Linked DNA regions of Mus musculus: regions 1, 2, 3 and 5 are each linked to region 4. A link is a loop called in an ENCODE intact Hi-C map of the cell type or tissue named here. Cell type or tissue: heart. All regions are shown on one strand. Links, peaks and the distances in the headings refer to the core of each region. The heading gives the core; the rest is flanking DNA.

Region 1 (6,475 bases), core at 601-5,600, 140 kb before region 4:
CCTAAGCTCGAAGTCAGCCTGAGGTACACAGTGAATGCGAGGCCAGCTAACGAGACACAGCAAGATTTCATCCCAAACTTTAAATGGCTATATAATGGAGTCCCTATATATTTAACTAGTTAGAGCATAAGAAAATAAGTCAAACTATTAATGGTTTTCTGTGCATTTTCATAATTAACCTTTTCAAAAACAATAAGCGATTATACTTGGGTTTTTTTTTTAATATTTTAAGAATAGGGTCAGTATACTCACTTTATTTCCTTTGGTGGCAAGGGGTCAAACTCAACTCCTTCGCCGAAGGACAGGGGACAGAGTCTCGGTGAGCAGATGGCAGCTAGCGAGTGGGTCAGAGATGCTGGGTTCTTCCGGGAGAGGAGAGAAGGGATAAAGCTATGAGTGACCCGCCTTGTGGTGACCACAGTCTGGCCCTACAAAGGACAGGGCTGGCCCATGGCATGAGAAGAGCATTAGACAGGGCACCGAAGGTCAGGGTTCAAATCCCAGATCAGTCTAGTGCCCCTCCCTACTTCTCAGTGACATGCACGCATGTGCACAGTAGGCACTGTCCATCCTAAATGGGCTTTGTGCCCTCTGTAGAGCTGTGTCACACGTCCTATGTCCTTATCTGTGTGCTGGGGGGAGGGGAGGGGTGCCCCCCTTCCCATCACCGAAGGTTTGAGAAAGGCAGAAGAGGAAGCTGACCTGATGAACACACTATGTCCACATCAGGACTGACGGGAGGGCCCTGTGGCAAGAAAGCCCCACAACTCAGACTTAACTCTTCAGAACCCTCAATTATGCAGAGCCCCTCCCCCCACGCAGTTGTCCCAGCAATAGTTAGAGAAAGGCTAAATCCTAATGCCAAGAGACAAAGCTTCCAGGAGTTTTGTTTTTAAGGTAAAGATCCACCTCTGCTTCCCCATCTCCTTTGCCTCTGGGGTTGATATAGCGGCCGCCATCCATGCCAGAGGGTCCCCACAACTGTTAACAGTGGAGGCCAGAGATGCCTTCGCTCTGGGTCAGGCCTCCACTAACCAGAAAGCTTAGTGTGTGGAATACAGCTTTGACAAATTCAGGCAAATTCAGGTGACCCTCTCTGGTCCCCCTCTGTGCTCCAGTGCAGAGATAAACACAGTGTGGAAGGACCTAGCAGCCCTTTGTACTCTCTGGTTCTCCGAGAGCTGTCATTTTCTTTGCTTAATTTAAGAGCAAGAACTCCATTTGTGCCAGGATGTAGAAGAGGCAGTCCCACCCCTAGGACAGAGAAGGAGGCAAGTGTTTCTAAGAGGTTGGCTCAGGGATCTTTACTGTGTTACCAGCAGAAGATGCAAAAGCCAAAAGCATGTTGGGGAGCTGGGGTACCATTCCAGGGCTAGGATGGAGTTTACTGAGACCAGTGGGGGAGGGGATATATAGTTCAAGCTAAAGGAAGTGGACAGAGGGTGTGCATGAGGTGAGGCCACAGAGCTCTCCTACAATTCCAAGACATCTTTCTTCTAGGTGTCCATACTGGTTTCTCCTGTCCTGCCTCCTTTGTATCCCCATCCCTGCTCCCCAGACAGACATTCCCTGGGTATCCAGGGGTGGGAGAGAGTCAGTGCGCTATTGGGTCAGCAGCAGTGATAAGATAGACCCACACAGAGACACTGAGCCTGGACACCAAGCCACAGGTTCTGGAAGAAGCCTGAGAAAGCTCCCCCAGGAGGCCACATAGTGAGGAAGGGCCACCAGGACTTGAATGGGAAAGGTGAGAGGGTCAAGGTTCATGTCAGGTGCAGGAATCCATGTCAGAGGCACCAGTGAGTGTCTGATCGGTGGTCAGAGCAGGAAAGATGAGAGAGACTGAAAGACCAAGCTGAAGCAAGTTTCACCTTGGAGTGGAAATAAAAGGTGCTGGTTTTTGCTGGGACAGGGTCAGTAGGTCAAGAAGGCCCCACACCAGCAAAGCTCCATTTTGGTCCTTAAGCATAACACTTGCCGCTGACCTCCCCATGGGAGGCACAGTCACAGCTCTCCTTCAGTCTTACTTTGAGCTTCTACTGTAGACAGGATGTGGCCTTTCTTGAGCTGTGCTCTGAATATCATCACCTGAACAGATCCCAAGACAAAACAGACTTGGGAGTTTTTCTTGCAAAGAGTTTAAAGGAAAAGAAGGAAAAGGATTAATACTTTCAAAGCCCTGGCCACCTGGAGGACGCTGATCTCATTAAGTGCAGAACACTGGCTGGGAAAAAAAGACCTACCAGACCCTGAAGACTCTTGTGTGTGACTAACCCCAAAGGCTGTGGTCCGCCTTGCGCCAGGAGCCCAGAGCACACCCCTCTCCCAGGTCCCGGCAGAGGGAGGCCGCTTTGGGAGCAAAGCCGCGGGGCGTGGGCCCCCCGGGTGGGGAGGGCCCGGGATCCCTGTCCGTGTCCCGGGAGCCCCACCCAGCCCGCCCCAGCAGGAATGTGGTCGAGCCGCAGCCTGGCAGCCTCGGGGGCCGCCACCTCGAAGGGAGGAGACCGCGGCTTGCCTCTCCCGGGGCTCCCGCGCCTCCCAGGCGATGACAATTTTCCAGCCACTGGCTCCAGCTGGCCAGGCTCTCTCGCTACGCTCCCGCCCCGGCTCCCGGCGATGGCCACGCCGTCTCGACGGGCGGGTGGCCGCACCGACTGCGAAAGCTGGAGACTCCCCGGGGAGGGCTGCGGGTGGGCCGGGACTGGGAGAAGTCCGCGCGGGAGGCAACTCACCGGGACTATAGGGGTCACCGCCGCATCGGGCTCCAGCGTCCCTGCGACCGGAGCGCGCTCCCCACCGCCGCCCGCCGTCGCTGCGAGCCCCCAGTGGCTGGGGCTAGGGCTTGGGGGCAGCCCCGAGTCCGGGCTGTCCAGGACGCCGTCGCCTTTTTTCTTCGTGTCCACGAGTTCAGGGACATCCTGCAGGCTCAGCCGGCCCACCATAGCTGCACGTGTGGCGGGACCGGGCACAGCCGCCGCGGTGTTGGAGTGCAAGAGAGGGCCGCACACGCGGGCCGGGGCCGCTGCCCTCCGGGCTGCCCTCCTTGCCCCGCCGCCGGCGCGTTGTCCGGGTGTCGCCAGCGGCCGCGCTCGTTCGAGGCCCCGCCCTCCGCCCCGCCCCGAGGGCTGGCCCAGCCGCGGTGACCGCCGAGAGGCCAAGCGCCAGGGGCCGCTGCGCTCCCGCCGCGCGCCGCCCAGCTCGTCCGAGCGCCGATCTTCCCGCGACGGGCCTCCCCTCCCACCTCCCCGGCATGCCGCGACTGGCAAAGCTGCGAGGCTTCGTCCGGCCCCGCACCCTGTCCCTATGGTCCACGGCGATCCTTGCTCCATGCACTGTCCCCCGGCCCCCGAGAGGTGCTAATATCTCTAGATCTGGCAGCCCAGAGCCAAGGAGTCCCAGTCTGCAGAGGCCGGGGGCGGGGGGGGGGGGGGGGGCGTGGGGAGAGAGGACGAGCAAACAACTGGAAATTATTAATACTTAATGCGCTTCGTATGGCTCCAGCGGCCTGTTGGCTCAGCAGGGCCTGCTCTGGCTCTCACGTCTGCCCCGGAGGAGAGAGGGCCTACTCCTCCGGACTCCCGGGGGCGTCGATCACTCCCTGGTCCCGGGCACAGCTGAACAGGCTGTGGCCAGTCCAGGCAGGGAAGTTCTGAGGGTGTCACAGGCTTGGATCTCCCAAAGAGACCAGCAAACAGAGCAGCTCTCTTAGGGAGTCAAGATTCCCCTTATGGAGGCCACAGTCTATTCACTCACAGGAACTTTCTCCCTCTGTCCTATCAGAGGGAATCTCTTCTACAAACAAAACAAAACCTAAACTCAACAGCAAACAGACTGTGGTCCTTCCTGATAGGTTTGACAGAGAAGCTCTTCTTCAGTGGGAAGTAATTGAGTTGGGGTGTGCCTAAAATCATTGTCTTTTCTTCTTTCCTTTCCTTTCCTTTCCTTTCCTTCCCCTTCCCCTTCCCCTTCCCCTTCCCCTTCCCCTTCCCCTTCCCCTTCCCCTTCCCCTTCCCCTTCCCCTTCCTTCCTTTCTTTCTTTCTTTCTTTCTTTCTTTCTTTCTTTCTTTCTTTCCTCTCATGGAGATGTCCCGGGGTCAACACCAAGTGCCACGTGCTCCACCAGAAGTCTTCCCTGGATCACCTTCGTGGTCCAATCCACATCTTTGCAAGAACAAAGAACATCTGTCCTGCTTGGGGCAGATTTGTTAAAATATATATATATATATATATATATATATATATATATATATATATATATGTTCAGAGTGACTAGATCTACCAGCAAAGTTCAGTCCTCCTTTCTCTCTACCCATCATTTTTGATACGGAGAGAGAAGGGCTTGCCTTTAATCATGTGATGGATAGAAGGCAGCTTGCTAGGAACAGAAAGCCAGGGTCATTCCTTCTACAGAGGATACATCCTGTAGGGGGCTGGACTGGGAGGTTGTTCATTCATTCAGGGGTGGTGGGAATAGGTTACAAAAATCTACAGTGTACAGTACTGGACAAGTGTCTAATGCAAGGACAATCTGAGGTGTCACACTTCCCTACCCCTGTTGACCTCAATATCTGTACACCTTGCAGAACTGGACCCCCACATCAGAGGAGAAACCTCTGTGCTTTCTGAGGGTGTGAAAAGTGGACTGGTCAGACTGGGAGAGATGACCAGGAAGGTAGCAGTTGCTCCAAGGAGATGGTAACCTCCTGCTTCACCAGGCCAGAAGAGCTGGAGGTCGGGACAGAGAAAGCTCAGAAGCTGGGCCAGGAGGACCACGCCCCATCTCAGTGCGGATTGTTGTGGGGGCAGTTTGGGAGGTGCCTACTTTGGGACTTGCTGACTCCAGAGCTACACTGCCACCCTCTGAGCACCATTCTGAGGCCACACTGCCACCCTCTGAGCACCACTCTGAATACTGATCTACATTCCGGCAGAAGACCCACGGAGACATCAAAGCTGCTAGCATGAGCAAGAGAGCATGAAGCTGCCAGACTTTAGAGGCTTCAAGAGAATTCAGGGAGACACGGTTTTGGCACACTTCCTCACTGCACCGGTGATCAGAAAGCAGCTGGCCCAGGATATCAGAGAAGCTTCTGAAATCCAGGAGTAGCAGTCATCAACCTAGACACTGGGAGTAGCTGATTTTACAACCTGTCTGAGTTCTGTCTGTCCACCAAAAACAACCTCTCCCAACTCTTTCAGTCACAGACCAAACAGGGCATCCTCCTGCCTCTGCAGAATTACCAAGCAACTCTCAAAGCATGAGCTGAGCATCCCATCAGTCCTCCCTCCCTCCCTCCCTCCCTCCCTCCCTCCCTCCCTCCCTCCCTCCCTCCCTCCCTCCCTCCCTCCCTCTCTCCCTCCCTCCCTCCCTCCCTCCCTTCTTTCCTTATCTGTTTAACACTGATGTATGCAGAAATCAGCAGGGCTTGGAGGAGAATCAAACATAGGACTGTTCAGGATGCAGAGGTCAAGGTGGTGAACCTCTGTCCCATTCAGAATCCCCAGAATCACCCATAAATCTCCTGCCGATAATACTATCTGGCCAGGCCTTGTCTGGGATCCCTGGCACTCCTGGTTGGAGAACAGAGGTGCTCTTGGAATGAGAAAGGGCCAAACCAATGGACTCAGATGTCCCTAGAAGGGGATTTGCCATGTAACTGTGTGTGTGTGAACTTTGCAGCTCAGATCCTGGAATTGGGCTCTATCTCTGCAGCCTTGAGCAGTGAGTTTAGACCTAAAATGCTCTCTTGGCACACACCTTTAATCCCAACACCTGGGAGGCAAAGGCAGGCAGGTCTCTATGAGTTCAAGGCCAGCCTGTTCTACAGAGCTAGCTCCAGGACAGCCTGGACTACACAGAGAAGCCTGTCTCAAAAACAACAACAACAAAGTTTCTGGCCTGAAATTCTAGACAATTCTCCTGCCTCAGCCTATCACTTCCAAGTACTAGGATTATGGTGTGAACCACTACCCCCAGCTTCCTAGAGCCTTGCTCCACAAATTCTTCACTATCTTACATCTTCTTCCAGATGTTTCCCCCAGGATGTTGCTCAGAATATCCTAATTAAAGCTTGGGGGGAATTCCAGGCCCGTCGGGGCTACATACCAAGAACTTGTATTAAAATAAAGTAAAATAAAGCCAGCAGGGGAAAGAAAGAGGCACCTGACTCTCCCCTGACCCATCCTGGCCCAGTTTTGGAGACAGGCTTTCAATTGAGGAACAGCTGGTTATCTGTAGAAACCAGGAGGTAGGTTAGACAAAACAAGCAAGGTCCAGAGAGACCATGGGGCCTACATAGAGATTGGCCTCATCTAAATGCTGTCCTTTCAGAAAAGGGTCATCACCGCTAGGGGCCTAGATCACAGAGGCACCGTGTCCTCACAGACCTTGGCTTCCAGCCTGTGCTCTCTCCCAGCATCCCTCAGGAACAAAGGCTGCCTGACAACGGATGCCAACCCTGAAGCTTTTGTAAGG
Region 2 (6,475 bases), core at 611-5,610, 170 kb before region 4:
CTGGCTGAGTGACACATTTTAGTCTCCTACATGCTAAGTGCCCTGCCACTGAGCTGTATCCCCAGCTCATGAGCACGGTCTTGATGAACTGTCATGGGGGTAGAGGTAGAGTGCTCAGAGGTGACTCAGCAGCTCAAGGCACTTGCTGCTCTTGCAGAGGACCCAGTTTGGGTTCCTCACACCACAGCTCACAGCCATCCGTAACTCACGATCCAAAGGATCTGGTGCTCTTCTCACTTCCGAGCCAGCACAGGTGTGGAAAAGATAGGTCAGTGCCGGCCCAAGGACCCACAACTTCTACTTAGCCTTGACCTGTGCATCCTGGCCCACACCAGGGCTCAAGTAGATTGCAACACAAAGGCATACAGTTAGATCAACAGGGGGTGCACATATATACAATCAAGAGAAACATATACAAAATAAATATTAATAAATATTTTTTTTAAAAAATTTTAAGAAAACAATTTTCGTGTGGAGTCAGGCCTGGCGGCTCATACATATAATCCTAGTTACTGGGGAGGCTGAAGCAGGAAAATCGTGAGTTCAAGGTCTGCCTGGGTTACAATGAGCTCCAGACCATCCTAGGCAACTTAAGTGGTGAGTGGGTGATGGGGCGCGAGGTGCAGGGTGTGGAGACAGCCAGACATCAATAGCTCATGCCTGTAATCCCAGCCCTTGGGAGAGTGTACAAATGGATGAGGAATTCAAGACCAGCCAGTTCGAACTACATGAGACCTTGTCTCAAAAAATAAAAATGGTAAATATTTTGATCACGCATTAGTGGATGGGATTTGTCACTGTCAGCTAAGCATTAATAATCTTTATCTCCTGCCTTGTCCTGTGCGCTTCAACTCACCTGGACTCAAACAGATCAAAACACGCATGCGTACATCTAGAGCCTTATGGTGCCCCTTGCGGCAACTTCCTAGTTGTGCGCGTGGCGTGGAGCGGTCGCCATGGAGACGCGTGGTCTGAGCAAGCAGTGAGCGCCTGGAGCCCGCCAGGTGCGGGTCCTCTGCTGTTTCCGGGCACGCAGGTCGGGGACCCGCGGGCGGATGGCCGGCCGTGGTGGGACCGGTGCGGCGGAGTATGGTGAGGAGGGCGAGGAAGAGGAGGAGGAGGAGGCGCGGGAAGGCGGAGCTGAGGGCTCCCCGGGGTCCAAGCTGCCTCCCATCGTGGGCACCGCCTCCGAGCTGGCCAAACGGAAGGTGAAGAAGAAAAAGAAGAAGAAAAAGACTAAAGGATCGGGCAAGGGCGACGGTAAGAGGAACAGCTAGGGAGGTTGCTTCGGCTCTTGGACCTGAGATTCCTCCCATACCCTTCTACCTGGAAGCCACCTCAGGCTTAGAAACCTGACAGGACATTTTAGGGCAGCCCAGAGATGCCCAGATCTACCCATAAAGACCATGTTCTCACCAGCACAGAGAGCCTTTAATTAACACGGATATCTACCAACTAAGTTTCCCAGTGTATCCAAAGAGACCACACCCTCCCCTAAGAACCTCAACATCTAATATCTCTGTGTGGGGTCCCACACAGAGGCCATGCAGACACCCACCCCAAGACCTTCCAGCCCCTCAGAGAGTGAGCTTCTTCTACCCACCTCCTCTCAACTTCCTAGCCCCTCAGCCAAAATATACCCTTACTCACAGACATTTCAAAGTTTGGAGTCACAAAGAGACTAACCCATTTGGACAGATACCAGCTGATATTCGCTCCCACAGGGGAACAGACTTCAGGCTCCCCTCTGGTGCCCTCCTAACTCCTTTACCCTTTAAAGGGCACATGCTTCCAGATGCTGTGTAGGAACCAACTCCATGTAAATGTGTGCAGAATCTTCCCTGCGTGGACTCCGCCAAGAGACAGCTATATATGGCAGAAACTCACACCAACCCCCACCTCAACACCAACACTCTTTATACTGCCTTTTTATAGCAATATGACACTCTCTGACAGACCTAACGTACAGTTTGCTCCATCATGCATATACATGCAGTCTACACATGTGTGAATTTGGTTAGACACTTACATGTGTTGACGCCAACACAGACTGAACACCTACACAGGCACTCACATGCATAGCTACACCCTCTCACCACACACACACAGATCTTCTAGATACTCATATGCGTAGATACACTCCAAACACTAGACCCACACAGGTGTTCTAGGCATGTGCATAGATGCCCTCAAACAGCTCAAATCACACCCACAACATGTCCTCCAGTCTTGCTCACCAAGTCCTTCACTTGCATACACAGACATCAGCACTGTCCAGGAACCCAGAGTCCCTGCCTCTCCCAAAGTTCATTCCCAGAGCCTCCAGATGTCCCAGCAAAGACACTCCGGCCACTCCAAAGAAGAGTGCACTTGTGAAGCAGAATGGCCCTGCTTGTGGGTGATGTAACTCCAGGGCAACCTGTGTGGCTTTGGCCATCAGGAAAGTGGCCCTGACCCCTGATATGGGTGGGCCTGGGCTCAGGTGTGGGGCATTGGCTCTGTGTGCTGAGCAGGCAGTGGAAGGAACAGCAGTTTTCCCACAATCCTGTGGTTTGGGGAAGGGAGCATGGGAGTCTAAGAATTACTTCTTCAGGCTGAGCTTAAGGCAGCAAGCCACCGTGTGTGTCAGCAAAACATGGAGGCTTATTTTGCTTAGTGTTGTGTACCGCAGCCTGTCAGCAGGGGACACCAGATAGTTTTCAGAGAATAGAAAAGCAAGGAAATGTCAAGACTGAACTTTTATTTATTTTTGCCCTTTTCCTCCCTCTGCTTGCCTTTCTAGAGATAATTCTAAGATAAAATAAACCTGAAATAGGAGCTGATAAGGAATAACCATCTATAGCATTTGATAAGCAATTCTGCAGTGCTATTAATGTCAAGAAGGAAAAAAAGGGAAAGGAGGGGAAGGGAGGGGGAGAGAAGGGGGAGACGGGAGGAGGGGACAAAGCCTCACAGAAGTGTTCCTGGGCTAGATCTGCAGCTCATGTTTGTATAGCACTCACAAAGCCCTGGGTTCCATCCTCTGCACGGCAGAAACCAGAGGTGCTGGCATATGCTTGCTTGCAGTTCTATCCCTGGGAAGTGTGGAGTCAGGAGGATCAGAAGTTCAAGGTCATCTTAGGCTATATAGGGAGTTTGAAGTTACTTGGGACTATATAAGATTCATCTTTAAAAAGCAAACAAACAAAAAAACAGAGAGAGAGAAAAGAAAAGAAAAAAAGAGAGGCTAGAGTGATGGCTCTGTTATTAAGAATACTTGTTCTTGCAGAGGACCCAGATTCAATCCCCAGCACCCACTTGGTAGTTCACAACTGCCTGTAACTGCAGTATCAGGAGATCTGATGCCCTCTTCAGACCTCCTCGGGCACCAGGAATGCACATGGTACACAGACATATGTTCAAGCAACACACACACACACACAATGTTTAAAATCATTTTTAAAGAAAAAAAGTATATCCTGGTTTATAAAATAATTAAAGAAAAAGCATTTCCTGCTTCAGTATACTACAGATTACATTATTTGTTGTAGGAAGCTCCGTCCTGTCTCTTTCACCATACAGTGTCTAGATGGGTGTAGAGTCACAGACCTGGGAAATATTTGGTGAGCATGTAGTGAGGTTAAGTTGAGGGACAACAGATACAGTAGAAAGAACAGCAAACTAGGAGTCAGGCTGGCCTTCAGATCTGACCTCTCCATTCGTTGGTTGACACTGATGGATACTGAAGCATCAAGGACCTCTTGGTTCCTGAACTGGGGTGCAGATTAGTGGCAGAGCTTGTATTTAGCATGTACAAGGCCTGGGTTCAGTCTACAGCACCACAAAAAGAAAAAGGTGCCTCTTGCCCCAAAATACCTTGACCAGAGCTTCCCAGCAATGGTGACATCCCAGGTTCCTGCCTTCTGAACCCTGGGTAAAGGCAGCCCTGGTCTCTTACATCGCTGGTGATTTATTTGGGCATCCTAACAGACAAACACTTGTCTCCTCGTCTTTTCAGCAGATAAACATCACAGTCGAGGGCGGAAGAATCAGCCGCTTTCTTCATCTTTCCATGACATCTTAAATCCCCACAAAGACCATGGCTTGAGAGCAGAGCCCAGAGACAAAGAGGAAAATAGGCAAACCCTTCCCTATTCGTACAGCATTAATCACCCCTGCTTTGCCGAAATAGAAGACACCCTTTCCAGCCAGATCAACGAGAGTCTGCGTTGGGATGGGATTCTCACCGACCCTGAGGCAGAAAAGGAAAGGATCCGCATCTACAAGCTCAACCGAAGGAAGCGGTACCGCCTCATGGCCCTCAAGTGCTTCCATTCCGACCCCTGCGTGGAGGAGAGCGTGGAGAATCTGCCCTACCTCTCAGACAAAGACTGCAGCCCCTGCAGCAAGCAGCCCAGCTCTAAGGGCGACCACGCGCATAGCTACTTTGAGGCCTCGAAGCTCCTGCACCCAGAATTAGCCACCACTGTGGCAGAGTGACATCTGTCCTTCCTGCTGCCAATTTCCTCCTTGCCACACATTTATGTTTAAAAAGAATCATAATAAAAAGAAATCAGACCTGAACCTGAAGGAAGCCGATGCTTGTGGTGTGGGGGTTGGCACTCAGCAAGAATTCCTTACTGAGAAATGTACCCCTGGGACTGGAGAGGTGGTTCAGTGGTTGAGAGCCTGTGGCTGGGCAGTGGTGGTGCACGGCCTTAATCCCAGCACTTGGAAGGCAGAGGCAGGGGGATCTCTGAGTTTGAGGACAGTCTGGTCTACATAGAGAGTTCCAGGACAGCCAGGGCTACACAGAGAAACCCTGTCTTGAAAAACCTAGGAGTGTATCCTGTTCTTCCAGAGGACCAAGCGTTCCATTCGCAGCACCCACCTGCATCAGGTTGCTCACAACCATCTGCGACAGACATTAGCTCCAGGAAGATCTGATGCTTCTGGCCTCCTCCACAGGCATCTACACACACACACACACACACACACACACACACACACACAAACACACCACCTTTTTAAAAGGATGGGAAACCATGCCTTTTGTGAGTACAGCGCTGTGCCTATCAGAATTTCCTTTTCCTTAGGTAAGATATCATCTCTGTTATTTAATTTCTCACCACAATTGACATTTGTAAGTCGCCCCTTAAAAAAAAAAGTTATTTTTAAGCTGATTTCCTGGATAAAACTCATAAAAGTATAGCTTGTGTATCCACAGGGGAATATAGCTCAGTTTGGCATTAAACTAATTCATTCTCCTGCCTGTACCTCTTTTTTTGTTGTTGTTTTGTTTTGTTTTGTTTTGTTTTGTTTTTCAAGACAGGGTTTCTCTGTGTAGCCCTGGCTGTCCTGGAACTCACTTTGTAGACCAGGCTGTCCTCGAACTCAGAGATCTGCCAGCCTCTGCCTCCCGAGTGCTGGGATTAAAGGCGTGGCCACCACGCCCAGCGCCTCTACCTCTTAAATGCTAGGATTCCAGGTATGCAGCACCGCACCCAGCTGGATACTTTATTCTTTTAATTAAACACACAGCTTGCTCTTATGTGTCATTTAAAATCTGGGTCCTAGGGGACTGGGTTTTCCAGAGGATCCAGATTCAATCCCTAGCAGTCACACGGTAGCTCACAACTGGCTAACTCCAGTTTCAGGGGATACAACAACTTCTGGCCTCCTCAGATACCAGCTAGTGGTATACAAATTTGTATGTATGGGAAAACACCAATGCATATATAAAAATGAAATAATTTTTTTATCCTGTGTAACTTTTAAAAGTTCAAAACAAGGTTTCTTTGTGCAGGCCTGGCTCTTCTGGAACTCAATCTATGGACTATACTGGCCTCAAACTCAAAGATCTGCCTGCCTCTGCCTCCCGAGTTCTAGGATCAAAGGCGTGTGCCACCATCACCCAGAAATAGTGTTTTTAAAGTTAACAACAACAGAAATCTGGGTTCTAAAACTTCAAACATGGAAGTAATTATGAGAATGTTGCTGCTTTTCTAGATGTGTGTGTGAACGCACGCTCTTTTCTCTCTCTCTCTCTCTGTGTGTGTGTGTGTGTGTGTGTGTGTGTGTGTGTGTGTGTGTGTGAGAGAGAGAGAGAGAGAGAGAGAGAGAGAGAGAGAGAGAGAGAGAGAGAAAGACTAAGGATTGAACCTGGGGTCTGGTTCATGCAAATATTCTCCATGGAGCTAATATCTAAATTAAATTTTCCGTGCCTTCATTTTTTAAAAAAAATGTTTTGGCCAGGCCTGGTGGGTGCACATCTTTAATCCCAGCACTTGGGAGGCAGAGGCAGAAGATCTCTGTTTATATCACAAGCTCCAGGCAACCAGGGCAAGATAGACAGATGCTATCTCAGTAATTTTTAATTATAAAGATAGTTTTACTTTTCAATTTTTTTGAGCACTGGGATTGAAACTAAGCTCTGCCCCCAGCCCTCTTTTTACTCTTTATTTAAAATGTTTCAAAAATTATTTTATGTATGGGT
Region 3 (6,475 bases), core at 570-5,569, 200 kb before region 4:
AGCCCGCAGGACTGAATTCCACCTCTGGTCTGCCCACCCGCACGCAGCTGTGTGAGTCAGACAGGTCCCTGGCCCTCTCTGAGCTTGCTTCCCAATGGGCAGAGTGGAGACAATAATCTTGATGTTTGCCTCTCTGAGTGCTTCAAGAACCTAAAAGCCAGTGAAGGCCTGAGCCCCTTGGAACTGCCCAACTCAGGACACGGAACGCCCACTCTTGGTTAAGAAGGCAACAGCAGAGAATGTTCAGCTTGGCATAGAACACGATGTAACCAAGCCATTCAGAGATCTAGTTTGAGCAGGGCTCCAGGCATGGGATGGGAAGTTCTCAGAAACTTGAGGGCAGTTCACTGAACACCTCCAGGATGTGCAGTATGGGGGGGGGGTACTGAGAGGCTGCCATCAGGCATACCATCAGCATGACAGCTGTGGCTAAGGATGCAGAGTTAGGAAAGGGATCCTGGATCAGTGGGATTCTAGGCAGGAGGATCAAGCTTTCTTAGGCAACAGCACCTGAGCCAAGTAGTACAGGGAGGGACAAGAGTGACTGACCCTGAGGGGGAAGAGAGAAGATTCAGGATTGGAAACCAGTGTGAACATAGCCCGGGACTGAAAGGCCGAGAACCCAGCAGAGGAGCTGACCCCGAAAGGCCTGAGGAAAACCGGAGACTCTAAGGATTTCTTAGGGGTCAATTATTTGGTCAAGAGCTGCTCCTTCTAGAGGTGACATGTCAGATTGTATGCTGCAGCAGGAGTCTGATTCTAGCCTACACTGTTCCAGGTCAGGGCCAGCCGGTTCCAGGGGGGAAAGGCCAGACCCCTCAGAGGCAAATGTAGTCTGATAGAATGAGAAGGGCTCCTGACTGAGACACCCGTCCAGACTCAGACTATCTTTGAGTGACTACGGGGCACCCCAAAGAAAGCCTGGACAGGAGTAGCACGAGGTAGTGTGACCCAAGACCACTGCGTGAGAAGCCATAAACTGGGCCTAGAAAGTAGAAGCAAGAAAAGAGGGGCTGAGAAAGGAACAACTGGGGAAGAACAAAAGGGAGGGAGGCCTGGCTAGAAATAAAGACCACCGGTAGGGAAGGCTGCAAAATAGACGTCCCCCTCCCCAGAACTCCCCCTCCGCGATGGGTAGGGAGTGGGTATAGGAGGGAGCGAGAGAGGCTCACTGGAAAGCCAGTTAGCCTCTGCTGAGTGGCAGGACAGCAGTCTGGGCTGCAGGGTTAAGGAAGAGGACAGCAGCAGGTGCAGAGCACTTGTGGGAAATGTGGCGGTGAGCAAAGCTTACAGATCACCTCATGTTCCTGCTTTTTTCAGTTGGGAGCCAAGTGGCCCTCGGAGGCAGCGATGGAAGGAGCAATCTCTTAGGGTGGGGGCGAGACAGAGCCTGAACTATAGGGGCCGGCTTCTCCAAGAGGCTTTCGCCTTGCTCTGGGGCCTCAGGAATGCCCCTTTCCCTCCCCTGCCCTCTGCTGCCCCGAGGATCAAAGCTTGCCGGCTGCACAACCCGACTGACAGCTACTTTTCCCCTGGACCCCACTGGCTCAAGTCTCACTGAGATCCGGTTTCCACTTTCAGCATCCCCCAACCTTTCCCCCAAGGGAACCGCTAAGGTTTATCAGACACACAGGTGGAAAATCAGGTCGCTTTGCCCTGCTCCACCTCGGAATTCGCAGACGGCCGGAGACCCCTGGGAGCAGGCAGGGAGGGTCGCCATCCTGAGCTCTCGGCGGCGCCCCGAGTGGATTGAAACACTTCCCCAAAGCTGTCTGGCCGCGGGGAGGGGTCTTCCAGGGGCAGAACCGGCTGACTCGGAGGACACCCTCCACCCTGCACCTGCACACCCAAGGGCTCCACGTGCTTTCGAGTTCCCACTCCTGAACGCCAGCCAGTCCTTTTGAGCCGAGCGCCCAAGGCCAAGGACACCCCACACACAAACGCCAGAAACCGAAAACATTGGATCCTGCCCACCCTACCCCGGCCGGACACTGAGGGACCGGGACGGGACGCTGGCCACCACCTGCAGGCCCCTCCCGCCGCCCGCGCGCGCTCGCTGGGCTCCGCACTTGTTGACTCACTCGCGGGCGCGCTCGCCCCAGCGCCGCCTGCCGTCCGCACCTCCCGCGCCCCTCCCCCACCGGCCGCCCGCGCCCCGCGCCACTCCGCGCCCGGGACACACCCGGAGCCGCGCGAGGTACACCCTCCGCTCCGGGCTGTAGGCTAAATCCCGGAGTAAGAGCGCGCCGGCGGAGCGGACCGCGGCGCTGTCCCGGGACAGCTCTCCTGCAGCCCGGAGTCTCCGGCAACGGAGAGAGATAGAGGGCGGGCAAACCTAGGAGGGCAGCTGGGCACCAGGCCCTGCCCGCGCCCCAACGGTGCTCAGGAACGGTCCCCACCCCAGGTTCCAACATCTACAGGATCTGAGCCCTAGCTCCCGGACCATCGCGTGCACGCGTTCTGGCCCCCATCTTGGAGCCAAACACACACACACCGGGGCCCCGAGAGACTGGGCCCCAGAAAGGGGGGTGGCCCCACTTTAGCTACACTTACCTGGGGCTTCGCCCCGTCCGGGCGCGCTCCCTGGCTGCCCTCTGGCGGCCACCTCAGGTACCGGGCGCGCGCCCCGCCCCGGTCCGCCCCTCTCTGACCTGGGACCTGTTCCTGCCAACTGAAGAGCTCTGGCCCGAGGCCATCTGATAGGCGCCATCCCCCTTTAGATGGCTCATCTTGGCACGGAGTGGATCTCGAGGGCTCCTTTTAGTTACAGATAACGAACAGCTCCGTCTTTTCTTTAAGGAGCTTCAAGCCTCTTCTTAGCAACCCCAGGAGGCAAAAGATAGGGCTTCTGGAAACCTAACACTAGCTGGTGCTCAATGTGTGTTTGTGGAATAAATGACTGGAGGAGGCGAATGGATGCTACAGTCTGCAAAGGAAGCAGCCGCCCAGAGCCTAAGCTCTTGTCTGCTTTGTCTTGACTGCCAGTTCAAAATGAATCAAGTTGTATTCATTTCCAGCCGCTGTACGCCTGAATGGTGCATATGCATCCAAGCGGAGTGGAGACATTTCTCCAGCCCCTCAGACTAAATGTTTAAGGAAAAAAAAAAAAAATCCTGAGATGGCCTTAGACATCAGTAGCCAGGTGAAAAGCCTGGGATTCCTGGTTGTCATATTAACTCAGCAGCCCCGATTAGTCCCTAGGTCATATCGACTTTCATCTGGACTCTGATCTTCCCCTATGGAAAATGCGATCTTGTGTGAATCTGTGCGACCTGCCAGGAAACTTCCTGTAGTACAGAGATGTTGCATGGCTGCCCTAGCCACTAGGAACAAGAGACTGGATGTGTTACTTCGTTTAATTTGACTTAATATAAACTGCCACTCTGTATCAGGCAGTGAAGCCTGAGCTTCTGTCTTCTCTTCAGGAGGGAGAGAAGAATGAGAACCGAATGCGGGGGAAGCCCCTAACAGCTGGCTCATTGTAAGGGTCAATAGTGGGAGTTAGTAACCGTCATCGCCTCCATCCTGTCATTTCCCCTCATCCTCAGATCTCAAGGATTCAGGGCTACCTGTCCACCCACAAGCTCCCTTTTAGGAGTCCCTCATAGTACATCATGCATAGCCTGTTACAGTGCACTAGTTTCTGGGATGCCCAGCCTCTCTTTGGAAAATGGGCCATGAGAAATTGATTGATTACCCCCATTGCCTTGCTTTAATTTAGTCAGCGCTTTAGCCTGCAAAGGTTTTCCTCCTCCAACAAGCAAGGCTTCTAGTGGGCGCTGGTGGTACTTCAAACTGGTACTTGGGTTATACTAAGGAGCGATCTCTTGCCAGTTTCCTTAAAGTTTTATTTCCTAGGTATCTCATGTGGCCTCCCCCAACCCCCACCATCACAGCAATACAACCAGCCTTATACAACCAACTGTTCTTGTTTAGCTTTTACCTGGGGGCATCTTGTATATGAGAGGAGACACAGCCTAGGCCTCCAGTCCTGCTCCTGTGTGAAATGGCCCCATCCTCACTGGTGATTCTCACGTGCCCACTAAATGGGAAGGGGGACATACTTCCACATATGTCTGTCTGTCTGTCTGTCTATCTGTGGCTGTAAGAGAAGAGGGTCCACGAATGTGAATATATTCACCATCTTAGGCCAATCACCAGCTGCATGGGCTCTTGTTCCAAGGTTCTTTTATCCTTGTTAACTTTTCTTCCATGTTATAGGGGAACCTCTTCCACATCCACTTGGCAAAATTCACACTGGCCTCATCCTTTTCGCTCTTTGATCCAAGCAAACTTTTCTTTCTTAGAATGGATTACAGATGGGGTCAGAGTGTAGCTCAGTGCTCAGAGTGCCCTTTGTCTCTAACTTGAGGGAAGAAACAAAAACCAGGGCACGGTGTCCTAGCTATTCGGCAGATCAAGGCCGGAGGATCACAAGTCCAAGGCCATCGATGTCCTCCTGGACAAAATGGACAATAGAGCAAAGACCTTGTCAAAACAAGACAAAAGAAGACCACAGGTCCATTTTAAAGATCCCGTATCCCTGGCTGGCCTCAAGCTCTGTATGTAGCAGAGGCCGCTCTTGAACCTTAGGCCTCTCTCTTCCACCTTCTCAGACTGAGATTTCAGGCCTGTGCCAGCAAGGGTTTATGCAGTGCTTGGAATCAGAGACATCGTCTGTGTGTGCTAAGCAAGCACCTTACCAACTGAGTCCCATCCCCAGCTTCTCCTTGCCAGCTGCAGGCCCACCTGTCCTCTAAAGAAGGCAGACTCTTCATTCACTGTCAACACAGTGCCATTGTTCTGCAACAGAGAGTAATTATGTTGAGGTACCGGGGACTCAGGTGAACAAACTGGAAGGGCTTCTGCTTCCCAAGAGCTTTTACAGCAGAGATGAGAATGGACTCGGATGCATAAGGGAGCAGTGGTGTCTGGCTAGCGAGGACACTCCTTCCTCATCACAACTCTGACTGGAACCTCCCAGTGAGATGGATAGATGATAAGGACCTTTGCCAAGACTCCCTAAGAGACCAAGCTGGTCCTTGGACCTTATCTCCCCACCCCACCGCCACTGCCAATGAGAGCTGCCATCTGAGCTCCTTGGGAGGGAGTTATGAGCAAACAGATTCTTCTAGGCCATCCAGGATGCCTGGAAGGGCATCTCCCTGGCAGAATGTCATTAGAACTGGCATCCCTGTAGAAGCAGAGTTATGGGGAGGTGATGTTTTTTGAGACTTTGGCCTCTATTCTGAAGCTTAGGACAGGCACAGAGGTAGAGCAGGGCCACTGGGCCACCACACTGTTGTCATTTTCAGCAAGGGCTATTCTGTTCATCACGGGTTGTTTAGCAGCCTCCCTAGCCTTTTGTACTAAGTAGTAGTATAAACTCACTTCTGCCACTCGGGTTATGACAAGAGAAAGTGCCTCCAAACATTGTTAAATGTCCTCTGGAAGTCACCTTCCTCTCACACCAATACCCCTCCTCCCAGTGAGAACCAAGAGCCACTTTCCAGCCTAGCAGATTATGAAAGGGAAGGGAATCCAGCTTGCAGTAGCAAGGCAGAGCAGTGTGGGAGAGGGCAGGACTATCTCCACGAGACGTGCCCAAAGGCCAAGAGAGATCTGCATACAACAGCTGAGGTCCAGCAGTCAAGAAGGATCCCCAGGTCAAGAAGGTACCTGCGGTCCAGGAACCCCAGCCTGTAGAGGTTGAGGGTGACCTCTCTAGGCAAGTGCTCAGAAGGAGTCAAACAGCTGTCTCAGACCATCAGGGGCTCCTGGAGAGGCCCCCAAATCTTAAATCTGTAGGACACATATGATGAAGGAAAGGAAAGCTCCCTCCTCTTTACTGTGAAGGAGGCAAATGGAGCCGGGGAAGACAGTGGGGTTTAGAGTTACAGGTCTGATGGATTAAAATGGGGGGGGGGGCGTCCACGTCAAACCCAGAACCTGTGACTGTGACCTGTTTAGTTGGAGAGAGAGAGAGAGAGAGAGAGAGAGAGAGAGAGAGAGAGAGAGAGAGAGAGAACACAATTGTGGTAGTGCAATGCCTTTGATCTCAGCACTTGGGAGGAAGAGGCTGGCAGACCTCTGAGTTTGAGGACAGCCAAAGTTACACAGAAAAACCCTGTCTTTCTTTTTTAAAAAGATTGATTGATTGATTGATTGATTGATTGATTGATTATATAGCAATCTACCTGCGTGTATGCCAGCAGACCAGAAGAGGGCACCAGATCTCACTATAGATGGTTGTGAGCCACCATGAGGTTGCTGGAAAATGAACTCGACCTCTGGAAAGGCAACCAGAACTCTTAACCTCTGAGCCATCTGTCCAGCCCCCTGAGAAACTCTGTCTTAAAAAAAAAAAAGTCGAGGCTGGAGACCTGGTTCAGTGGACTGCATCTTCCAATGGACCCAGGTTCAAATCCCAGCACCCACCTGGCAGCTCACAACTGTCTGTGGTGACTCCCAGATC
Region 4 (5,000 bases), core at 1-5,000:
TTGTGAGCCACTGTGTGGGAGCTGGTAGCCAAGCCCAGGTCTTCGTGTTAAGAGCGACAAGTGCTTTAATAAACAAGCCTCCTCTCTAGCTCCTCTTTGTGCTTCCTAAGGCAACAGTGGACGACACATTTATGGCAGTGCCCTTTACCAAAAGATCTAAAGAACTTGGTGGGGGAGGGGAACAACTCATCTTCTAGACTCAAAATGAACATTTTCAATTTTTAAAATGTCTTCTCATCAAAAAAAAGTCAAATAAAACCAAGCTGGATATGGTGGTACACACATTCAAATACTATCACTTTGAAGGCAGAGGCAAGTGGATCTCTGAGTTTGAAGTCAGCCTGGTCTACATAGTGAGTTCCAAGACAGCCAGGGACTATAGAGAGAGAGAGAGAGAAAGAGAGGGAGAGAGAGAGAGAGAGAGAGAGAGAGAGAGAGACCCCATCTATAAAATAAATATTTTTAAAAGGAAACAAATGAGTACATACAAACTCCCCAAATTAATTTGGAGCAACGTAGTCAAGCTACTTATATAATGAAAAGACGTTTGTTTAGTACCTCTCAGGTACCAAATGTATAAATGCAGACGTGGATAAGGCAGAAGAAGACCACTGGGCAGGAAGCACCTAATGATGACATGGACAGTGAGGCTCTGGGTTAACCATAAAGTTTAATTCTGGGCCACACCTAAGTCAACCTGCAGATTCAATATTATAGTTACAGGTGACCAAAAGATATAACCTCATCTCCATAGCTGGTCTTAGTACTACAAAATAGGCAAACCTATTAAAGAATAAAAGCATTAAACGTTATAGAAAAGTTATTCCTTCTTTGAAAGTTAACTTTTCTTCTTTCTCCTTTTTTCCTTTTTTTTTTTTTTTTTTTTTTTTTGATAAGGTCTCATAAATCCCAGACAGGTCTCAAGCTTACCACGTAGCCAAAGATGACCTTGAACTTCTGATTCTCCTGCCTCTCCTGCCTCTCCTGCCTCTCCCTCCCACGTGCTAAGACTATAAGTGTTTGCACCCATACGTGGTTTATGGGTTTATGCCATGCTTTTAGGACTGAATCTGGGGCTTCATGTTATTATGCTGGGTTAGCACTCTTCTAAGTTACATTCCCAGCCCTGATGATTTTTTTTTTTTTGGTCTTGTTTTGTTTTAAGACAGGGTCTCACTGTACAGCCCTGGCTATATAAAATAGGCTGGTTCTGAACTCAGAGATCCACTTGTGTCTACCCCTGAGTGCTGGGATTAACGGTGTGCACCACGACAGCCCGCCTGATGGTAACTGCTTTTGAACAGTCTGTTCCAGCTCCCTTCGTTTTGTATGGGCAGTAAAACACTGGCCAAAGAATCAAGCTCTTTGCCATAGAGTTTACATGAAAAGCCACAAGAGAAGAATTACTTTTAAATTTGAGATTTCAGTGCTTTCATCAAAAAATGTGATTCAGATATGACTAGATTAACAATATGCCTTTCATTAAAAAAGCATATGGCATTACTTACCTTATTTTCAGTCTAATTTTGTTCACAACATCGTCAATGTTTGCCAGAGACTACAATAAAGAAAAGAAGATTGCTGGCTGTTAATGTCCTTGTTGGAATTTTCTTTCACAGAGAAATAATGCACTCAAGGGATGTTTGTGACACCTCAAGAAGTTTGATCTTGATAGCACATTTAATTCTTTTAAAAATCATCTTATTTTTTTAAAATGTTTTGGTTTGTGTACATGTGCACATGGTGTACATGTGTGTAGGCATGTATGTCCATTCTTTGAACACACAGATGCACAGGCCAGAGGGTGACATCAGGAGTCTTCCTCACTGCCCACCTTATGTACTGAGGTAGTGTCTCTCACACCCAAGGCTCACCGATCCACCTAGTCTTCCCTGCCAGCTTGCTCTGGAAACCCCTTGTCTTCACCTTCTGAGTGCTGAGAGTATAGGCAAGCCACCATGCCCAGCATCTACATGTGTGCTCAGGAACCAGACTCAGTCGCCACACTTTTTCACCCTCAGCAGTGCGTACTGAGCCATCTTCCCAGCCCCTAAGCATAGCTGACAAATACTATCTGTTCTCTTTTTGAAGCTTTATTGGAAGGCAGCCACATTAGTCAACTCCCATGTGGCTGTGGCTGCTCATGTACTGTGGTGGCAGAGCTGGGAAGCTGTACCGGGCACTGCGGGACCTATAAAGCTTAGAAGACTGTCTTGACCTTTATGGGAAGTTTGCTAACACAGGACATACAAGGTTGTGGCCTGGATGAGATGGTGCAAGCTTGTATTTCCAGCACTCAGGAGACAGAGCCAGGGGAGTCTCTTGAGTTCTAGGCTGGCCAGCACTACAAAGTGAGACCCTGCCTCGAAAGAAAAAAAAATATGACTATAAAACAAACTATAGAAAGACATGGGATGAATGGATACAGCCATACCAAGATGCCTAATTCTTACACACCACTGCTGGGGAAAGTCAGGAGCAAGGCTGCAGATGACACAACCCCACTGATGCAATCCCAAAGCAGGGGGGGGGCTACTTCTCACCCGAGTCCAACAGCAGCTCTCTGAGGAAGCAGTGGCTGACACAGCCAGAGAGGCTCACCGAGGACACTGTGTTAGTCCTCAGGGTCCTCCTTGAGTGATGGTGCCCTTCACCTGGGAAAGTTCATGAGTCTGCTCAAGCAAGCACAATGGTACACACCTGTAATGCCAGCACTCAGGAGTCTGAGGCAGGAGGATCACAAGTTTGAGTAGCAGTCTACTTAGTGAGTCTCTTTAAAAAAAAAAAAATCAGGCAGTGGTGGCTGAGTATTTGTCTATATTTTAATTCATCTCTACTGACTGCTATGGAATAGTGAAAACAAGCAAACCTCGAAAGAAAATACGGTGAAATGGTGCCCCCTGGTGGAAGATGGGAGGATGGTAATTTTCTAATTCCCTTGGCCTTTTCCCCAACAGATACTTTTTCTCAGGAGGAACTACGCTTAAAAATTAAAAATTGCTTCTGGCTCTCTGCTACAGGAGGAAGCCAGAAACCTTCCAGGAACAGACCTGAGATGCCACATTACCCTGTTCACACAACTTCCGCTAAGCCAAGGCTTACTCGGAATTTTCAGAAATCCAAGAATAGTCAGCCAGCGGTGAAAGTGAAATTCAGAAAAGAGAAGCTATTTTAATGAGGAAAACAACTCAGGTGGGGTGAACTTGTTCCTACTCTGTTATGTTAGTCCCTTCACAACTGGACTGTGTATGATTTAAATCACTGCCCATGTCAGAACAGCCAGTGAGTTATCCAGGACCACACACTCGTCCACTCTGCCACTGCCAACTCGCTGGAGGGCAGTTGTTCAACATCCCTGAGTTTCTAAGGAAAATGAGCATAACAGCTCCTGGCCTACTAACTCTGCTGGAGCCCTCTTTTTTTGTTTTGTTTTGTTTTGTTTTGCTTTTTTCGAGACAGGGTTTCTCTGTGTAGCCCTGGCTGTCCTGTCCTGACTCACTTTGTAGACCAGGCTGGCCTCGAACTCAGAAATCCGCCTGCCTCTGCCTCCTGAGTGCCGGGATTAAAGGCGTGCACCACCACGCCCGGCTTGGAGCCCTCTTAAAGCAACAGTAGTGAGAGTGTGTGTGTGTGTGTGTGTGTGTGTGTGTGTGTGTGTGTGTGCGCGCGCGCGCGCGCACGTGTGCACTTAAGTGCAGGTATGTGCACACAAGTACCACGGCTTGAGCACAAATCTCAAAGGACAGCTTGTGAGGGTCGGGTCTCTTCTGTTGTGTGAGTCCTGGGACTGAACATAAGTCCTCACATAGGTCCTCAGGCTTAGGGGCACGTGCCTTACCTGTTGAGCCTTCTACCAGTCTGTGTATATAGTCATTGTCTGTCTGTCTGTCTGTCTCTCTCTGTCCCCCTCCCTCTCTCTCCTCCCCTTTGTCTTTCTCTCTGTCTGTGTCTCTGTCTGTTTCTCTCTCTCTCTCTCTCTCTCTCTCTCTCACACACACACACACACACACACACACACGTTGACTTAAAAAATGTTTTAAGACCAGATGGTAGTGGCACACATCATTATCCCAGCACTCCTCAGAAAGCAGAGCCAAGCAGATCTCTAAATTCGAGGCCAGCCTGGTCTACAGAGCGAGTTCCAGGACAGCCAGGGCTACACAGAGACACCCTGTCTCAAAAGAAAAACAAAGTATTTGAGAAATCTGGATGAAGGCAGCCAGGAATTCTGCTTTGTTACCACACCTCTAAATGAGGGACATACAAGATAATATGTCTTACATACTCATGGATAACTATGTATATATCATATATAATTACACACTATAAGACTGTTTTAATTACAAGTATAAAATATTTATAAGGTATTTAAAATTGTCAAAACATATTCACAAGCAAAAATCTAGACAGTAAGAGCACGTAGTGAAATGCAGGCTTCCGCTTGCCCAGTTCCACCTGACTGCAGCTTCTCTTGAGCAGAAGCCATGGCTCCGAGCCAGCTTCTGGCTTACTTTCTCAGACAGTCTGAGTTAAAAGCACATCCAAGGATCAGCTGCACCAGGCCATTTCACTTAGCCATATGCCTGGGAGGCCATTCCACACCAATCAATCAATACTGATCAATACTGACTGCACTACAGTAGACATTTGATAATTTGCTAATTCAAGAAATGAATTACCTTTAGACAGGAAGGTCTTGGTTAAACTACATTATTCTCTCTCTCTCTCTCTCTCTCTCTCTCTCTCTCTCTCATTCTCCTCCTCCTCTTCTTCTTCATACAACATTGCTTTCTAAGAATCCCGAAAAATAATTATGCAGATGTGGAACTGCATTTTAAAAATCAAAGAGGGCTAGTGAAATGGCTCTGCAGGTAAAAGATCTTGCTGTGCCAACCTGATGACTCTGAGTTTTAGAAACTATAGTAGATGAAAAGAACCAACTCCAAAAGCTGTTCTCTGACCTCCAAGAACACACAGCGGTACAAACATGCCTGCACACA
Region 5 (6,475 bases), core at 654-5,653, 250 kb before region 4:
AGACACACTGGCTCTTCTGAGAGGCTAGGACAGCTTCAGCAGCTGGTGAATGAGAGACAAAGTTGGGAATGAAGGGGATGCTGGAAGGTCAAGGGACAGCTGGGCTCTTGGACGAGGTCCAAGAGCTGAGGTCTCCCAGCAATGTGCACCCTGCCAGAGAGGGCACCTAATTGGCCTGGCATCAGAGATGGTGAGTGGGACCAATCTCATCCCTAGTCATTCTCTCTGCAGGGGTGAGGTGGGGGGGGGGCTGAGGCACCCAGATGGAGGAGAGCAAGGATGCTCACACATCACATGCGACGCCATTCTTCCTGAGCGTTTCAGATGGATTTTTCTATCCACCTTTGATGTCTCAGCTCTGACTCCCACAGGCTTCTAACGTCTAATTGCGAATTTCTTAAGCTTGGTCCCAGTTGGGAAATGCTGGCTTCTGATGCCAACACAGTCTGATAGCTGCAGGGATGTTCTTGTCCTATCAGAGCCAGGGATGGCACCCACCAGAGATCTGGAACAGACTAGAGGGCATGAGGGGCATCTGAGAGGCTCAGCCACAGGGACACTGTGTGTGTGTGTGTGTGTGTGTGTGTGTGTGTGTGTGTCGGGGGGGGGGGCAGGCCAGGCCCAACCAAAATTGAAGGGTCACTAGTCTGAGGGGTAATAGGAAAATGAAGACCTCCAAAAAGACACAAGGGAATCACAGAAGGACACAGACCCCACTAAGGACGTAGGAAAGATGCTGTAGCCAGCGGTGGTCTCTACTGAAGTGAGCTGTTCATTCAGGGAACAGGCATGTGCTCTGTATTGCCCCTCTATGCCAGGCTCAGGGACAAGAGCAGGCCCAATGGGGAAGTCTTGCTCCCTGTGGGCTGTTGTGAAAGAGCACAGGTGTGGGAGTCAGCTGGACTTGGATGTAGGTTCCAGCCCAGCCACTGACAAGGGACACGGGCAAGGAGTGAAGGCCTCATTTTCCTTATCTGAGAAATGGGAACATGTTAGTTCGTGGTGAGTAATACATAAGCATGGGCCGAGAGTGGTGTGCATTTGACATCCGCCTCTCTCCAAACTCCTCCCTGGGGAGCAAAACTTGCAAAAGACTGGGAAGAGGGGAAGAGGGCAGCAGGTGGAGAGGGAGGGAAGGGCCACTCCTGCAGGCCACAGATGCTTACTTGGCTCTCAGAGCAAGCTGCCGATCGTTGGGGCAAACCCACTGATCATTTCCACTGCTGAAGATGGTGTCAGCCATGACGGGGAGCACAGCCCAGGGCAGGAGTCACATCTGAGGCAGGAGGACAAGGGAAGCACATGTTAGTGACTGGGGTGTTGACGGGAATCCCGATCCCTGCTGACCATTGATGCTACACTCTTTTTTTTAAGGTTTTTCGAGACAGGGTTTCTCTGTGTAGCCCTGGCTGTAGTAGACCAGGCTGTCCTTGAACTCAGAAATCCTCCTGCCTCTGCCTCCCAAGTGCTGGGATTAAAGGCATGCACCACCACTGCCTGGCGATGCTACACTCTTAACTCCTCCAGCAAAAGCCTTACTCAGAGCTCCTTTTCCAAAGGCTCGGGATCTTGGGACAGGTGGCTAGGTGCATCACATCGCTAAGTGACCAGAGTAGACAATGACATCAGAGGGTGAGAATCAGAAGGGAGAGAAGGCACCATCTCAGCAACTTTCAACTCAGCTGGCAAGCCCTGCAGAGCATCAGCTTCTGCCCTTTCCCACACAGCCCCACTGCCCTGAGAACATCCCAAAGAGAGACACAGGCAAGCTCATGAGTCCCCTCAACCTCCCCAACCTTCATTGGACCAGAGTGGAAGCTTACAGGCCTGTGCTCTGCTCCGTAAGAGACCCCAGGGTGTTCTCCAGAGGGCAAGGCATGGGGTGGCAGCCAGTACCTCCACTAGGCACTTTAAAAAGTCATCGTCCACAAGGGATATCTTGCAAACCCTGCAGGAAGGAACCTTCTTTAGAACCTGATGGCTCAACGTAAGTAGTGCAGCTTAGCTGGCTTTCTGTGTGTTACTGAGCCAAGGGCTAACTCAGGCTGCCTATTACAAAGGCGCTGCTTGTGCCTCCTAAATGGAGTGCATGTGTGCGTGTGTGTGTGTGTGTGAGTGTGTGCATGCGTGTGTGAGTGTGTGCATGTGTTGAGAAGAAAAAGAGACTTGGGTCAGTATGCATAAGGATAGCCTTTGATTTCATCCAATCCAGTCCAGTGGATTGAAAATTCAGAGCCTCTTTATATTCTACAAAAGAATATTGATGGAGAAAGCTGGTGATGTGGTTCAGTGATTAAAAGCATTGGCTGCTCTTCCAGAGGACCCAGGTTTGATTCCCAGCACCCACAAGGTGGTTTACAGACACCTGTAATTCCAGTCCCAGGGGTTCTGGTGCCCTCTTCTGGTCTCCATAGGGACTGCATAAATGCACATAGATCCACATAAGCAAAACACACATATACATGAAATTAAAAAAAAAAAACATTGAGGCTGGAAATTTGTTTGCTATTCTCTCAAAATGTTAACCACATACTTGCCATATGGCTCGGAAACTCAGTTGTCCTAAGTACCAACCACAAGAGGACTAAAACATACGTCCTCATAGACATGGGTACAAATATTCTTAAGTCACTGTTATTCCCAATAGCCCAAATGTTACACTAAGAGAAGAAGCCAAGCTTGTACAGAAGATCACGTATGATCTGGTGCTGCCTATAGAGATGTCCAGAATGGCAAAGCCACAGAGGTAGACTAATGGCCATTAATAGGCACAGGACGACAGTGACAGCTAATGGCTTTAGGGTTTCTTTATGAACTGATGGAAATATTCTGGAATTAGATAGGGGTGATGCTAACAATATGTGGGTTCCAGCTCATTAGATGTTATTAAAAAATCTTTTTGGGTTGGCAGATGGCTTGGCAGGTAAAGTGCTTCCTCTGCAAGCCTACAATCCAAGTTCATTTCCAAGAAATTTCCAAGGTGGATGAAGAGACCCAACTCCCAAGTTGTCCTCTGACCACATATGTGCCATACATAGGATCACCATCTTACACATACGGTGAGAAAGACAATTGGGAGCATTCCAAAATATATGAGTTATAGCTATTGATATTTTGCTGAGAAATCTAAAAACCCCCATTACAGATACTAGGCCTATTAGGTATTCACATAATTTATATTTTTTATGAGAAAAACACGTGTTTTCAAAACAAAGACAATGTGAGGCCCGGGATTGTTTTTATGATTTTGCAATTTGCTTTGGGAGTTAACTGAAGACAGCTGGGCGTTCTTGTCTGACTTTTCTTTCGACCTTTGGAGATGCTGTTCCAGTGAATACATGGAAGGGGTCCAGGCTCTCACGGATGTGGAGGATGGATGGAAGGCGGAGGAGTATTCTAATAGCTTGCCCAGATAATGGTGTGTGTTTTTCTGCACCAAAACTCAACAGATGGCACTATCTTAAAAACTAGTTCCAGCACAGCTTCTGAAGCCACATCTGAGTACTTTCCAGTTTCCATGTGTGTGAAAGAGGCCAAGAGGCTTAGACTGTGGAAAACAGTTTTGATTTTGGAGATCTCTGAGGGTCTCAGGGATCCCTGAGTCATGCTTAAGAAACTCTTCCGGACCAATGTGGCCCATGTCCATGATGACCACCAGGGGGCAGTGTGTGGGCCGGAGCTAACTGGCCATGCTGTCCAAGCCCAGACCCCACTGTCATCTCACAGGTCCATCCAGGGAGCTGAGCTTCCCAGCTGAACTTGACATTCCCACCATGGTCCACACGTTGGTAAAGAACCCCCAACCAGCCAGGCGCAGAGGCTCTGTTGGCAAGCCAGGAACCTCTGTACCTTCTCCCAAAGGATGCTAATATAGTCGTAAAAACCAGGCAGATGCAAAACCGACTGGCTCAAGGATGAAGACATGGCTTATTGCATCAAGGTGCCGATGGCCATGCCTGACGGCCAGAGTTTGATTCCCAGGATCACGTGATGAGAGGAGAGAACCAACCCCTTCAGGTTATCCTCTGACCTTGACACATGTGCCCCAGCATGTGCTGCTGCCCCAAATAAGCCAATCAAATACAAAATTAAGAGAGCCATATCCATTAAAAACGTAAACTTGTGCCCAGCCTCTGGTGCACTGTGGGCTTGTTTTCGTTTCAGTTTCTGCTAGCTTGTGAACAGTGTGGTCACACTGCTACCAGAGTGTGAAATGCGTTACTCTGCTCCAAGTAAATATTTGAAACATGCAACTCATACACTCTTTTTCCTTTCTAACGTTCTGGGAGTGTCAAGAAATGGAAGGCCTGTATGATCCAAGTAGACAGGTTGTACACAGGCCCTGTGTACAATTCTGCCCCTGACCTGCAGGTGGTGCTGTGCCCAGATCAATGTGTCCAGGGTGGCAAGCCCTGAGCCTGACACCCCAGTTCCTCTATGGCTGGATACAGAAGGGAGGTAGCCTCTGTGCTCTGCTGTCCACTCTACAGAAGCAGAATAGTAATTGGGGTGACCCTGGAAGACAAGGAACAAGCCAGGGCACGTTGGAGCTATGCACTTATCTTCTGTAGCAGCTTCCAAACTGAAGGCTGTGAGAGGCTGAGGTGGGAGGAGAAGCAGGGGAAAGGGGGGAAGGGCCTTAGCATTGAAGCCTTACCTCCATGATGGCAGAGAATGAAAGGGAGCCAGGAGAAGGTGAAGATGCTCCTCAGAGCTTCAAGCCAGCCCACCCCCAAAACATCTCTAAGAACGAATGCACTGCCTCCCTCCATGTCACTTCCTAGAGCCACAGTTTTAGGCCACAAGCCAGGGAACCCTTAGACTGGCGTCCTCTGACCCATTGCATGTCTACACAGTCTGGGCTATTCTGTTCTGTCCTTCCTTGTAGACTCACGACTCTTTCCATTAGAAGATGGGTCAAGAGGCTACAAAGGACCACATCGCTGCCTGTGCTAGTGTGCCAGTGCTCAGGTAGCACAGCTTCCCCGCATCCTGTCACCTTCCACCTAAGCAGAGGGCGGGCAGCCTTCATGGCAGTGAGGAAGGTTAGGGCCAAAGGCTCACAGAAGGAAAAAATAGAAAAACAAAACCCAAAACAACAAACAAAAACTAAAACCAAACAAACAAAAGAACAAACCCCCTAAAACCCAAAACCAATGGTTGTTTGTGCAAATTTACTAAATGTCCAGGACAAGTCAGCAACCTCCCTGGGGCTCTGTTTCGCCACTTGTACCCGAGGGACAGACGCCCTGTATCTTATTCCCACTGCTGAGATGCATGGAAGGAGTTATGACAGGGCTGCTGGCAGGGCCTGGGTGGAAGGCTAAGGGTTTCTCCAGGCTACAGGATGAAGAGATGGGACCCACGGCAGGACAGACATCTATAGTCAAATAAAATACTAGGGGGGAGATCAGGAGAGATGGAGGACTGTCATTTCCAGGGCTTGGAATCATGGCACCGACTGGGCAGGGACATTTGGATGGTAAATCCACAGCTGAGTATCCACAGAGATGCTCAGAATGAAGGTCAGAGCCAAGAACACAGGGGTTGTGGCTCCCAACAGAAGCTGTGGCTGGCACCTCTGAAAGCACAGCTGTCCATCCTCTCCACACAGAGCAGCCTCAGGACAGATGGGGGACATCAAGGAGACCCATTTTAGGAACCTGCCACAGAGCCAGCTTGGGTTTGCCAAACCTCTTTGGGCTTAGCTGGCGGCCATCTCCCTGACTTGGCAGCTGGTTAGAGCCTCACCATGCCACTCATTTCCCACCTAAGTGTCCCTCAGTGAAATTGTATATACACCACCCAACATACCTGCCCTGGTCCCCATTGAGGGAGAGCTACAGCCCACACATCTTAAGAGTTAAAGACCAGTCTGAGCTACATTAGAAAGACCCTATCTCAAAAACACACACAGACATATACATACCACACCATAACACACACACACACACACACATACACACACACACACACACACACATGCAAGCAAGCATGGAATTGGGGCCTCCTAGCTTCCATCATCAGTACTGTGTGTGTTAAATGAGTGCCTTGCTTATTTGTTAATAATTTATGAGGGAACAAATGTTCATAGAAGACAAGGAAACATGAAGGTGAGCCCACCTATTCAGGAGGGGAACAGCAGTGAGTACACAGAAAGATGACTGTATGGGGCTCTGGTCACTTTCTCTATTAACCAGAGAGGTGGCACACAGGATCTCTAAGGTCATCTTAGCTATGACAGGCAAGAGGCTAGAGGCACGTTTCAGTGAGTGTCATGCGCATAGTAGCAGTCAGTGTATGTTAGATGAACCCAAGCCAAGAGTGCTGGGGTGGGGCATACCCCTCAACCCTGGAGATTAGCTCAGGGGTCCTTGCTGGACCTGACAGTGGTATTTCTATCCTGTCTCCCTCTACACTGTGGCTCCTGGGAAGGGGCCTGTGTTCTCTCCTCTCTATACCTTGTTGCCCAGGG

Evidence for each region. Hi-C counts contacts between places; a loop is a spot of excess contacts. Peaks named below come from ENCODE experiments on the same cell type or tissue, not always from the same donor. Only the 100,000 strongest peaks of a DNase experiment are listed, where the experiment ranks them.
Region 1: it touches region 4 in a loop (5-fold over the local background); 9 of 42 quality-filtered maps call a loop at or near these places.
Region 2: it touches region 4 in a loop (7-fold over the local background); 5 of 42 quality-filtered maps call a loop at or near these places.
Region 3: it touches region 4 in a loop (6-fold over the local background); 2 of 42 quality-filtered maps call a loop at or near these places.
Region 5: a loop joins it to region 4, with 4 times the contacts of the local background. A loop is called at or near these places in 15 of 42 quality-filtered maps.

Annotation. Positions count from the first base shown.
Region 1 is chr11:76,024,696-76,031,170 of GRCm38, forward strand. Rflnb (refilin B) reads right to left here and starts at 3,087. Exons shown (of 3, transcript NM_029658.1): 1 at 2,733-3,087; 2 at 253-362. The coding sequence starts at 2,942. In heart, for the core only: CTCF peaks have their summits at 2,203 and 3,163; DNase peaks (open chromatin) are centred at 603, 2,636 and 3,146; H3K4me3 peaks cover 1,921 bases; H3K27ac peaks cover 1,630 bases; H3K27me3 peaks cover 902 bases.
Region 2 is chr11:75,999,007-76,005,481 of GRCm38, forward strand. It overlaps 1700016K19Rik (RIKEN cDNA 1700016K19 gene), which reads left to right and starts at 906. Exons shown (of 2, transcript NM_198637.2): 1 at 906-1,260; 2 at 3,998-4,563. The coding sequence starts at 1,056. The coding sequence ends at 4,479. In heart, for the core only: CTCF peaks have their summits at 912 and 2,675 (motif pointing right); a DNase peak (open chromatin) is centred at 965; H3K4me3 peaks cover 812 bases; H3K27ac peaks cover 200 bases; H3K27me3 peaks cover 2,169 bases.
Region 3 is chr11:75,964,606-75,971,080 of GRCm38, forward strand. It overlaps a transcript of Rph3al not described here. Among named protein-coding and RNA genes, the nearest start is that of 1700016K19Rik, 32 kb to the right of the region's middle. In heart, for the core only: CTCF peaks have their summits at 2,081 and 2,612 (motif pointing left); DNase peaks (open chromatin) are centred at 2,086 and 2,576; H3K4me3 peaks cover 1,841 bases; H3K27ac peaks cover 1,891 bases; H3K27me3 peaks cover 2,604 bases.
Region 4 is chr11:76,164,691-76,169,690 of GRCm38, forward strand. It overlaps Vps53 (VPS53 GARP complex subunit), which reads right to left. Exons shown (of 22, transcript NM_026664.4): 3 at 1,509-1,558. The region is part of intron 2 of Gm46252 (a long non-coding RNA gene); the gene reads left to right. Among named protein-coding and RNA genes, the nearest start is that of Vps53, 12 kb to the right of the region's middle. In heart, for the core only: a CTCF peak has its summit at 2,904 (motif pointing left); a DNase peak (open chromatin) is centred at 2,571.
Region 5 is chr11:75,909,784-75,916,258 of GRCm38, forward strand. Rph3al (rabphilin 3A-like (without C2 domains)) reads right to left here and starts at 1,276. Exons shown (of 8, transcript NM_029548.4): 1 at 1,167-1,276. The coding sequence starts at 1,243. In heart, for the core only: CTCF peaks have their summits at 2,400 (motif pointing left), 3,637 (motif pointing right) and 4,366 (motif pointing right); DNase peaks (open chromatin) are centred at 3,358, 3,638 and 4,368.